Linked DNA regions of Homo sapiens: region 1 is linked to region 2. A link is an interaction called in ENCODE POLR2A ChIA-PET data of the cell type or tissue named here. Cell type or tissue: Panc1. All regions are shown on one strand. Links, peaks and the distances in the headings refer to the core of each region. The heading gives the core; the rest is flanking DNA. Region 1 has its middle 16 kb from the start of GPCPD1. Region 2 has its middle 13 kb from the start of SHLD1.

What was found. Peaks named below come from ENCODE experiments on the same cell type or tissue, not always from the same donor. Only the 100,000 strongest peaks of a DNase experiment are listed, where the experiment ranks them.
Region 1: POLR2A ChIA-PET joins it to region 2 with 5 read pairs; 14 of 35 experiments call an interaction of 5 or more read pairs at or near these places.

What each region holds. Positions count from the first base shown.
Region 1 is chr20:5,624,640-5,630,014 of GRCh38, reverse strand. No RefSeq gene overlaps it. Among named protein-coding and RNA genes, the nearest start is that of GPCPD1, 16 kb to the right of the region's middle. RefSeq lists an enhancer at 3,999-4,500. In Panc1, for the core only: no CTCF peak of the experiment used is centred there; no DNase peak of the experiment used is centred there.
Region 2 is chr20:5,734,736-5,740,110 of GRCh38, reverse strand. No RefSeq gene overlaps it. Among named protein-coding and RNA genes, the nearest start is that of SHLD1, 13 kb to the left of the region's middle. In Panc1, for the core only: no CTCF peak of the experiment used is centred there; a DNase peak (open chromatin) is centred at 2,690; H3K27me3 peaks cover 249 bases.

The sequences.
Region 1 (5,375 bases), core at 244-5,243, 110 kb after region 2:
CCCCAGGCTGAGGACAGTGAACTTGAAGTTGAGAGGAGATACGTGTACCAAGCATTTGAGCTATCTTCCGAACTGTATTGCTAAGGAGTCTGTTTTAATAGTAGTACTCGACATCTGCAGAGAACATAAAGGAAGAGTATTGTTTTCCGTAGGCCAGGTATCTCACATAAGAACTCCTTCACAGTTGGCATTCTTTTTTAATCCTTACATTTAATGAGGGAGATACTATCTCAGTTTTATAGGCCATAAAACTAAGGGCCTAAGAGAATTAGTGGTTTGTATAAAGCCGCACAGCCAAGCTGAACTAGGTACGTTATTTAACCTTTATGGCTTTTGTTTCCTTTGCTGTAAAATGTACTAACAATAGTATTTCAAAGATGGGCCAGGCGTGGTGGCTCACGCCTGTAATCCCAGCACTTTGGGAGGCCGAGGCGGGTGGATCACTTGAGGTCAGGAGTTTGAGACCAGCCTGGCCAACATGGTGAAATCCCGTCTCTACTAAAGATACAAAAATTAGCCAGGTGTGGTGGCTGGGGCCTGTAATCCCAGCTACTCGGGAGACTGAGGCAGGAGAATCACTTGAACCCTGGAGGCAGAGGTTGCAGTGAGCTGAGATTGTGACACTGCACTCCAGCCTGGGCGACAAAACAAGACTCCATCTCAAAAAAAAAAAAAAAAACAACAACAAAAACAAAACAAAACAAAAAAAACAAAGATGGTTGGGAGCAGTTAGTAAGATAATGCATGTAAAATTCTTAGCACATTGCCTAGTATGCAGTTATTCTCTACTTGAAATGGTAACAAGTGTTCATGATAGAAAATTAGAAAATGCCAATATACCAAAAGAAGAAAATTTAAAATGCCATTAACTGCCAACAGTCTTGATGGAGAATTCAGTTCTGGCTTAATTATGACTTATGAAAGGCAGTCCCAACATATGAAATGCTTTTTTCAATGATGAAGCATTTGAGCAATTTTTTTTTTCTTTCTTTTTTAGAGTCAGGGTCTTGCTCTGTCACCCAGGCTGGAGTGCAGTGGCATTATCACAGCTCACTGCAGCCTCAGACTCCTCAGCTTATGCCATCCTTTTGCCTAAGCCTCCTGAGTAGCTGGGACTATAGCATGTACCATCACGCCTGGCTTTTTTTTTTTTTTTTTTTTTTTTGAGACGGAGGGAGCCTTGCTTTGTCACCCAGGCTGGAGTGCAGTGGCATGACCTTGGCTCCCTGAAACCTCCCCCTTCTGGGTTCAAGTGATTCTCCTGCCTCAGCCTCCCCAGTAGCTGGGACTACAGGCATGCACCACCATACCCAGCTACTTTTGTAATTTTAGTAGTGACGGGATTTCGCCATGTTGGCCAGGCTGGTCTTGAACTCCTGACCTCAGGTGATCCACCCACCTTGGCATCCCAAAGTGCTGAGATTATAGGCCTATTTTTTTTTTTTTTTTTTTTTTGGGACACATGGAGTCTCTCTATTTTGTCCAGGCTAGTCTTGAACTCCTGGCCTCAGGCAATCCTTCCACCTCAGGCTCCCAGAGTGTTGGAATTACAGGTGTGAGCCACCACACCCGGCCTTGAGCAATTGTTGAATGCAATTCTGTTTGGATTATAATAAAAGTTTAGAGGCAGGGCAGGGTAGCTCAGGCCTGTAATCCCAGCACTTTGGGAGGCCAAGCCGGGCAGATCACTTCAGGTCAGGAGTTCAAGACCAGCCTGACCAACATGGCGAAACCACATCTCTACTAGAAAAAATACAAAAGTTAGGCAGGAGTTGTGGTGCATATGTGTAGTCCCAGCTACTTTGGTGGCCAAGGCACGAGAATTGCTTGAACCCGGGCAGAGGAGGCTGCAGTGAGCCAGATGGCACCACTGTACTCTAGCCTGGGCGACAGAGCAAGAATGACTCAAAAAAAGAAAAAAGAAAAAGAAAAGAAAAGCAAGCAAGTAAGCGAGATTGGGTTGTATACTGATGCATGCAAATTATTTTAAAAAATAAATTAGAGCAGGAATAATAATGTCATTGCCACTCATGGATGTTATGATATTCTGTCTGGGGTGGGAGTACCAAGAAAGGAGATGCAGCCAAGGCCCCAGGGCATTTAATAACAGTTGGATGAGACACCCATGGGTACACAGTGGTGTCTGTAAACGATATTTCTCATGAGTGTTGTAAGAGAGACAGGAAGACAGAACTGAGTTGAACACATTCACAGCTAGACAGGGGAGCAAATATGTTTCTTTCCAGCCTACTGTGCTAGTGGGTTCTCCTTGGAGCCTTGTGTTGAAAATGACTGTGGGGCCTCTTCTGCAGAGGTGCAACAGGGCTTCGTGTTCATCACATCTGCCTCCTCCTCTTCCTCATATTGCACTGAGGCCAAAAGGTAGAGAATTACTTGAAGCAAGCAAAGGGAAGCCTTCTGAAACTATAGATTCATAATATAGTTTATGATATGACTTTGGTATACAGAACACAGAGAACATGCACCAATAGTATTTAAAAAGAGAGATGAAAAGAGACATCATAAAAAAAAAACAGAGATGAAAAGAAAACTGCATACTATATAAAGAGATGTGGGCATCTTGGTTTGGCTGAACCTGGTGAAACAGGAAATTTTCCTTGATCCCATCATGGGCCTCATGACAGGGATGCCTCGCTTACTCAGCTCACAGCTCTCAACCCCTCACAGAAGGGGGAGGATGCAGGTGAGCAGGTGCAGGTGCCAGAGTGAGTGCTTTTGGGTGACAACAGGAGCAAAATTCCATGTGGGCCCCTGGCAGTGTCTAGCGGGGAGTACCCACGACCCCCAAGGCCCCAGAGGGTGTGTGTTATAGTGCTCTTTTAGCTTTGCCATCTATGTTAAACAGCTCAGTGGGCCCTCTCTTTTTTCGTGAGGTGGTTGCTCTCTGCCAGCGAGGGCAGAAGGTCAGTGTGACAGCCTTTAGCATCCGCACCCGTGGCACTCGAGCTCTTGATTAGCATCCAGGAAAAATCAGGTCACACAAATGAACTGAAGAGTGGTGAATACAGAGGATTTTATTGCTGATGAAAGTGGCTCTCAGCAGGAAGGGGAGCCAGAAGGGGGATGGAGTGGGAAGGTGATCTTCCCCTGGAGTCCAGCTGGGGACGGAAGCAAGGTTGTCAAGCCATCCCTCTGAAGTCAAGCTGCTTCTCTCTGACATCAAACTGCACTCTCTGATGTCCAGCTGCTTCTCTTCTCCCCTTCTCTGCCCTCTGCCAGTCAGGTCAGGGGTTTCCATGGGTACAGGATGAGTGGCAGGGTGGGTCATGGGTGGTTTTGGAAAAGGCAACTTTCAAGTGGGAAAACAGGAATGCATGTTCTCATTTTGGGCGAAGGTTCCAGGCTTGAGGGTAGGGCTTTACCAGGGACTCTGCCCTTTTCTGCCTACAATTTCTCTGACTCCTGTCCCTATCACTGGCATACTACAGATCAGCATTATTTTGAAGACAAAAAGAGATTTTTGGGTAACACGGGAATCTTAGAGCTCTGAGTTCCTTAAAAATTTTCAAAAGATGTTTTGATCTTCTAGGGAAAGAATTTTGGCTGTTTGCCTTATACTATGGGTCCTCACTTTGGTTATAATTCTATAATTTGAATCATGAATTGGTGATTTGAAAATGGCTTCTCTGGAGTTTGATCTGGGACCTAAGGACATAATCACTGATTTTAATGATGTTTTGATACTTTATTAGACAGTGATACCATTTTCTTTTATTTTCCTTTTTTTTTTTTTTTTTTTTTTTGAGACAGGGTCATACTGTCTCAGTGTCTTGGAGTATGGTGACGTGATCGTGGCTCACTATGGCCTTTTCAGGCCCAAGCAATCCTCCCACCTCAGCCTCCCAAGAAGCTGAGACCACAGGCACAGGCCACTACACTTGGCTAAATTTTTTAGTTTTTGTAGAGACAGGGTCTCGCCATATTGCCCAGGCTGGTCTTGAACTCCTGGGTTTAAGTGATCCTCCCACCTTGGCCTCCCAAAGTGCTGGGATTACAGGCATAAGCCACTGCACCCAACCTGAGGCTGTTTTTCTTTTCTTTTTTTTTTTGAGATGAAGTCTCACTCTTGTCCCCCAGGCTGGAGTGCAATGGCACGATCTCGGCTCACTGCAACCTCGGCCTCTCAGGTTCAAGTGATTCTCCTGCCTCAGCCTCCTGAGTAGCTGGGATTACAGGTGCCTGCCACCACGCCCGGCTACTTTTTGTATTTTTAGTAGAGATGGGGTTTCACCATGTTGGCCAGGCTGGTCTCGAACTGCTGACCTCAGGTGACCCACCCGCCTTGGCCTCCTAAAGAGTTGGGATTACAGGCGTGAGCCACCGCGCCCCGCCACCTGAGGCCATTTTTCTATAGAACCCTTCTGTGGTCAATTCCCTGCCTGGAACTTCTCTCCCCAAACCCAGAAAAATGTTGAAGCCACCATTGCAAAATTATAACTGAGCTGACCTAACCAACTCCATCTTGCTTCTAACTTCCAAGCTGTCCTTGTTCATTCTTGGGCATAGGCTGAACTAACTTTGGGAGAAACTTAGTTTATAGTTTAAAACAAAGACAATAACAGTCCTTTCCCAAAAAAACCCTCCTTCTTGCCTGGGGACTAGACTGCCTTTGTAGGATTAACAAATTAGCCACAAGATTAGAAATCATGGTTTAGGAGTCATGCAGCTGGAGGCTACAAGATGCTGACCCACCCTAAACTGCTCCTAAGATTAGTGCTTGAGATATTTTGCAAACTCTGCCCTTGATGGATCAGCTGGCAACACCCAGAAAGATAACCTGGTTCATCTGACCTTGTGGCCCCACTCAGGAACTGACTCAGTGCAAGAAGACAGCTTCAACTCCCTATAATTTCATCTCTGACATGGCCCATCCACATTCTCGGCTTACCAGCTTCCTCCCACCCACTAAGTTGTCCTTAAAAACTCTGATCCCCTGGCCAGGCGTAGTGGCTCACACCTGTAATCCCAGCACTTTGGGAAGCCGAGGTGGGCAAATCATCTGAGGTCAGGAGTTCAAGACCAGCCTGGCCAACATGGTAAAATCCCATCTCTACTAAAAATACAAAAATTAGCCGGGTCTGGTGGTGTGTGCCTGTAATCCCCGCTAGTTGGGAGGCTGAGGCAGGAGGATTGCTTCAACCTGGGAGGCGGAGGTTGCAGTGAGCCGAGATTGAGCATTGAGCCACTGGATTCCAGCCTGGGCAACAAGCAAGACTCTCTCACAAAAAAAAAAGAAAAACCTCTGATCCCCAAATGCTCGGGAAGACTGATTTGAGTAATAATAAAACTCCAGTCTCCTGTACCAGCTCTGTGTTAATTACTGTCTCTATTGCAATTCCCCTGTCTTGAGAAAT
Region 2 (5,375 bases), core at 117-5,116:
AAACCCCGTCTCTACTAAAAATACAAAAAATTAGCCTGGCATGGTGGAACGTGCCTATAGTCCCAGCTACTTGGGAGGCTGAGGCAGGAGAATCGCTTGAACCCTGGAGGTAGAGGTTCCAGTGAGCCGAGATAATGCCACTGCACTCCAGCCTGGGTGACAGAGCAAGACTCTGTCTCGAAAAAAAAAAAAAAAAAACTGCGAAGAGTGCTATTATCTGAAAATGAATAACAATTACTATTCCCAATCTCAGAAAATAATTTGAAAGTTAGTATTAATTGAAGAAAAAAATTGAACCAGAGCATGTTGAACTCATTAATTATTAAATCATTAAAATAGATACAGCAGACAACCCTGTACTGAATAGCTGTGACCCAAATCCTCTGTGTGTTTTAGAAACATCTCTCATGTGTGTTATAACAACCCCAGTGTCAGAGTGCCTCGTTGCTAAAGTGGCTTTCTTAAAGCCCAAGCCATGGAAAATCACTAATAAAAGCATAAATGAAAGAAAAATGTGTAATTAAGAAACTCAGATGCCCCAACTCAATTGAAGTAGAAAATAATCTGAAGACATCGCTTTCCTTAGGCTTATTATCTTTAATTGGCTTCCTCCTTTGTTGTGGATGGCCATATAGACTCAGGAGAGAGGCAAAGTGCTAACTTCATGTCTCCTGCAGGCCGCAGCACCAGCTCCTGGGGCTCCTGTTGTTCCTGTTCTATAAAAAGGAGGCAGCCGGGCACGGTGGCTCACGCCTGTAATCCCAGCACTTTGGGAGGCCGAGGCGGGTGGGTCACCTGAGGTCAGGAGTTTGAGGCCAGCCTGGCCAACATGGTGAAACATGGTCTCTACTAAAAATACAAAAATTAGCTGGGTGTGATAGTGGGTGCCTGTAATCCCAGCTACTCGAGAGGCTGAGGCAGGAGAATTGCTTGAACCTGAGAGATGGAGGTTGCAGTGAGCCGACACCATGCCACAACACTCCAGCCTGGGTAACAGAGTGAGACCCTGTCCCCCCCTAAAAAAAAAAAAAGGAGATAATAAAACCTTTTCTCTGAAAGAGAAAAGCACTTAACCTGCTGTCCACTAATAGTGTCTAGTTGTAAATACTCATTATCAGTAAGTCCTTACAACTGACTGAAGTCAGCATACTTTTCAGAAAAACGGTGAGCCAGATGTTTCTAAACTTCCAAAGGGCAGAGCCAGGCTCTCAAAAGGATGAAGTGGGTGGCTACCCACTAATACCCACAAATTACCTGATTCCTATTTAACAGGTAATTTGAACAGCACAGGGTAGAACATCCTGCCCAAAGTATCTTTTTCACTCTACGTACTTGCAGTTCCACCATTAGAAATGCATTCCTGGACAGATGTGGTGGCTCACGCCTGCAATCCCAGCACTTTCAGAGGCCGAGGCAGGTGGATCACTTGAAGCCAGGAGTTGGAGACCAGCCTGGCCAACATGGTGAAACCCCATCTCTACCAAAAAATACAAAAAATTAGCCAGGCATGGTGGCACACGCCTGTAGTCCCAGCTACTCAGGAGGCTGAGGCAGGAGAATTGCTTCAACCTGGGAGGCAGAGGTTGCAGTGAGCCTAGATTGTGCCACTGCACTCCAGCCTGGGTAACAGAGTGAGACTATCTTAAAACAAAACAAAATGAAATGCATTTCTTTGAGTCCTGTGGAGTCCCCCTTCAAAATGCAAATACTTTCACATCAGCTCTCTGCATAGGCAGTAAGTTTGAAGCTGGGTTATTAGAATGATGCCTAGAAGTCTCTCCCAGAGTCAGGGGGTATCGGAGGCTTCTCAGGAGGGAGACACAGACCTTCTTGCCTAGAACCAGCCCTATGGATCTAAGGGCTGGAAGACTTCCAGGTCAACATAACCCACAGAAACAAGCCCACGCTGACAATCTACCTTCAAACAGCAAGGAAATCTCAACTCTGGCTGGGTTCTCCCTGACATCACATCCTTCCCTACCTGAAAACAGCAGTTTCCCAACAAACAGCAGCTACCCATCAAAGCAGACCAGTGACTCCATAGCAGCTTTTCGGTCTTCTGGTGCACAGCCCTGCAGACCCACAGAGCTGGGGCTCTGGCAGTACTTAGATGCAGACATAGCTTTCCAGGCAGGACACCTGAGACTTTTCCTTCCTCTGAACCCCAGAGGACTGGCTTTTTTTTTTTCTTTTTAATAATATTGTCATTACAGATTTGCTAATCTTTTCTATGGAGCATTAGTCAGTATTCTGCTCTCATTAAGGATGCCAAGGTCCTAATGCCTTTTCCCCTTTACAAAATAACTTAGCCATGTTCACATTCTCTTAGCATGTAATTTACCATCCCCTAAGGCCCAAGGCCATTCTTATGAGCCCTGGGCATGAGGAGATTTTCTTTTTTTTTTTTGGGATGGAGTCTCGCCCTGTCGCCCAGGCTGAAGTGCAATGGCGTGATCTCAGTCATGGCATGAGCCACTGCACCCAGCAGAGGAGATTTTCATAACAGGAAACAATTCATGTGTATTTAATCTGCAGATTGCATGGAGTGGGGGTGGGGTTGTGGCAAAGAAGGAACAAACAAATTGCAAATGTTTAGATATCTTCTGCACCCACAGCCACTTCAGACGTAGACAATCTGCGTCCTACCCTCTTCAGAGAATCATCTCAGAGATTAATAGCATTAGGACTTTGAACTCTGAGCAAGGGCTTAGTCACCCAACCATGTTGCAAAAAGTAGTGAGAGTGTCCTCTGAATTAAGGTGATAAGAAAAACTTACCACCAGCCTTCCCCTAACAGTTGTCCGTAATGTCCCTTTCAGAAACTTCTGAGTTTTTCTACCTCTCTCTGTGTCTGATGTTGCTTACTTGTTTTACTTGACAAACTTAATGAATTGAACATACTTTTAAAATTTGTATTTATTTTGAGACAGGATTTCACTGTGTCACCCAGGCTGGAGTGCTGTGGCACGATCATGGCTCACTGCAGCCTTGATCTCCCACGATCAAGTGATCTTCCTGCCTTAGCAGTCCACCCTATTCTCCCTCCCCACTTCCCACCAAGTAGCTGGGAATACAAGGCATGTACCACCATGCCTAGCTACACAGGGAGTTTCACTGTGTTGTCCAGACTGGTCTTGAACTCCTGGGCTCAAGCAGTCCTCCCACCTCAGGCTCCCACAGTGCTGGGATTACAGGCGTAAACCACCATGCCTTGTCTATGCTTTTTTTTTTTTTTTTTTTAAGATGGAGTCTCGCTCTGTTGCCCAGGCTGGAGTGCAGTGGCATGATCTCGGCTTACTGCCACCTCTGCCTCCCAGGTTCAAGCTGTTCTCCTGCCTCAGCCTCTCTAATAGCTGGGATTACAGGTACATGCCACTGAGCCCAACTAATTTTTATATTTTTAGTAGAGACAGGGTTTTGCCATGTTGGCCAGGATGGTCACGAACTCCTGACCTCAAGTGATCCACCCATCTCAGCCTCCCAAAGTGCTAGGATTATAGTTGTGAGCCACTGCACCCGGCCTATGCTATTTTTAGTAGTAATTAAACTGCTTTTTGCTGACCATCCCTTCATTTCTTTCCTCCTTATGGATCTGTAGGGAAAAAGTTCCCATAATGACAAAGTCAAATTAGAAGGGACTCCTTTGCGTGAGAAGACAATAAAAAGTCAAATAACTCTATTCTCAAGAACTGCCAGGGAAAAGTCACTCATAGGGACAACAACTCCTTTGTAAATTCATCCTCACCAGCTGCACTCACTCAACAGAGTCTGGTCTTTTAGCCAAATACAGGCTCCTCCCCTCCACCAGGATTATTTTAAATTTCCCTCTTCTCCTTCGCAGCTGTTGACTTGCTTCCTCATGCAATTAAACATCCAAACCCATCCAGATCTGGGCCACCTGCTCCTCTTTCCCTTCGTTTAGCACCAAAGTTGATGACAGTCCCTTTTTGTCTTCCTATGCCCTATCCTCTGTCCCAGCATGTTCACAGGATACTCACTCTGTTCATTTTCTTCCCTTCCTTCTCCTCTCCTCTCCTCCCCTCCTCTCCCCTTCCTTCTCTTCCCTTTTCTTCCTTTCCCTCCCCTTCTCTTCCTTTCTGTTCTCCAGCCAATTTCTCCCTCTCAACTTGTTCAATAGACAGATAAGGGGATTAATCCCTTTATCCATAACACATGTAATACATGTTGCAAATTATTTCCTCCAAGTCATTTACCTGTCTTTTGACTTTATTTATGGTGGGGTTATTTTTTAGTTTGCTTATTGTACTTTTTGTCATGCAAAATTTCTTCATTTTATTGTGTGCGTGCGTGTGTGTGTGTGTGTGTGTGTGTGTGTGTGTGTGTGATTTTTTTTTTTTTTAAGACGAAGCCTTGCTTTGTCACCCAGGCTGGAGTGCAGTGGCGCGATCTCGGCTGACTACAACCTCGGCCTCCCAGATTGAAGCAATTCTCCTGCCTCAGCCTCCCAAGTAACTAGGATTACAGGCGCCTGCCACCATGCCTAGCTAATTTTTATATTTTTAGTAGAGATGGGGTTTCACCTTGTTGGCCAGGCTAGTCTCAAACTCCTGACCTCAGGTGAGCTGCCTGCCTTGGCCTCCCAAAGTGCCAGGATTACAGGTGTGAGCCAACATGCCTGGCCTCTTCTTTTTAAATTATCACATTTATTAATCTTTTATTACATCTCAACTTTGAGTTAGAAATACCTTTTTCCACCCACAAGATATAAAGGAATTCATACGTTTTCTTCTATAAAACATGATGGCATAGTTATTGATAGCACTATGAAAATGATGCAGTACCAAAAATAAGTGAGAAATAATTTGTGGGATTTCCACTGCAATTTAATCAGAAGTAAAATATAAACAGAGATGCCCCAGAGGCAAATTTGGTATGCCTTTGATCAGAGATTTGAACAAGCAGAGCTGATGCCAGGTCAAACCATGAGTTAGGTATTCAAAAAGACCCAGAGGAAGCTGAAACAGGGAGTTGAGAAAGACATAGGCATCTGGAATTGACAGAATATAAATGCAGGTGAGGCTGACCACGAGAGCAGGGAGAACGGACAATTTCGGATTAGCTTCAGTTACATATAACAGAAAACTTGTGCATGTAGATTTTTTCTTCATGTAAAAAAATCAGCACTGGACCAGGGGCAGCTGGTCCAGTGCTGATTACAGGCTTCATTATCATACCAGACTAAGATTTCTTCTATCTTGTTTCTTTGCCATTTAAACACGTGGTTTCCCCTTCATGACCCAAAGCAGTTGCTTGAGTTCAAGCCATTGTGTCTGCATTCCAGCCAGGGGGAAACAGGAAGAAAGAATGATGGTCATGCCTGCCCCTTTAAGGACTGGTAATCAAATCATGTACAA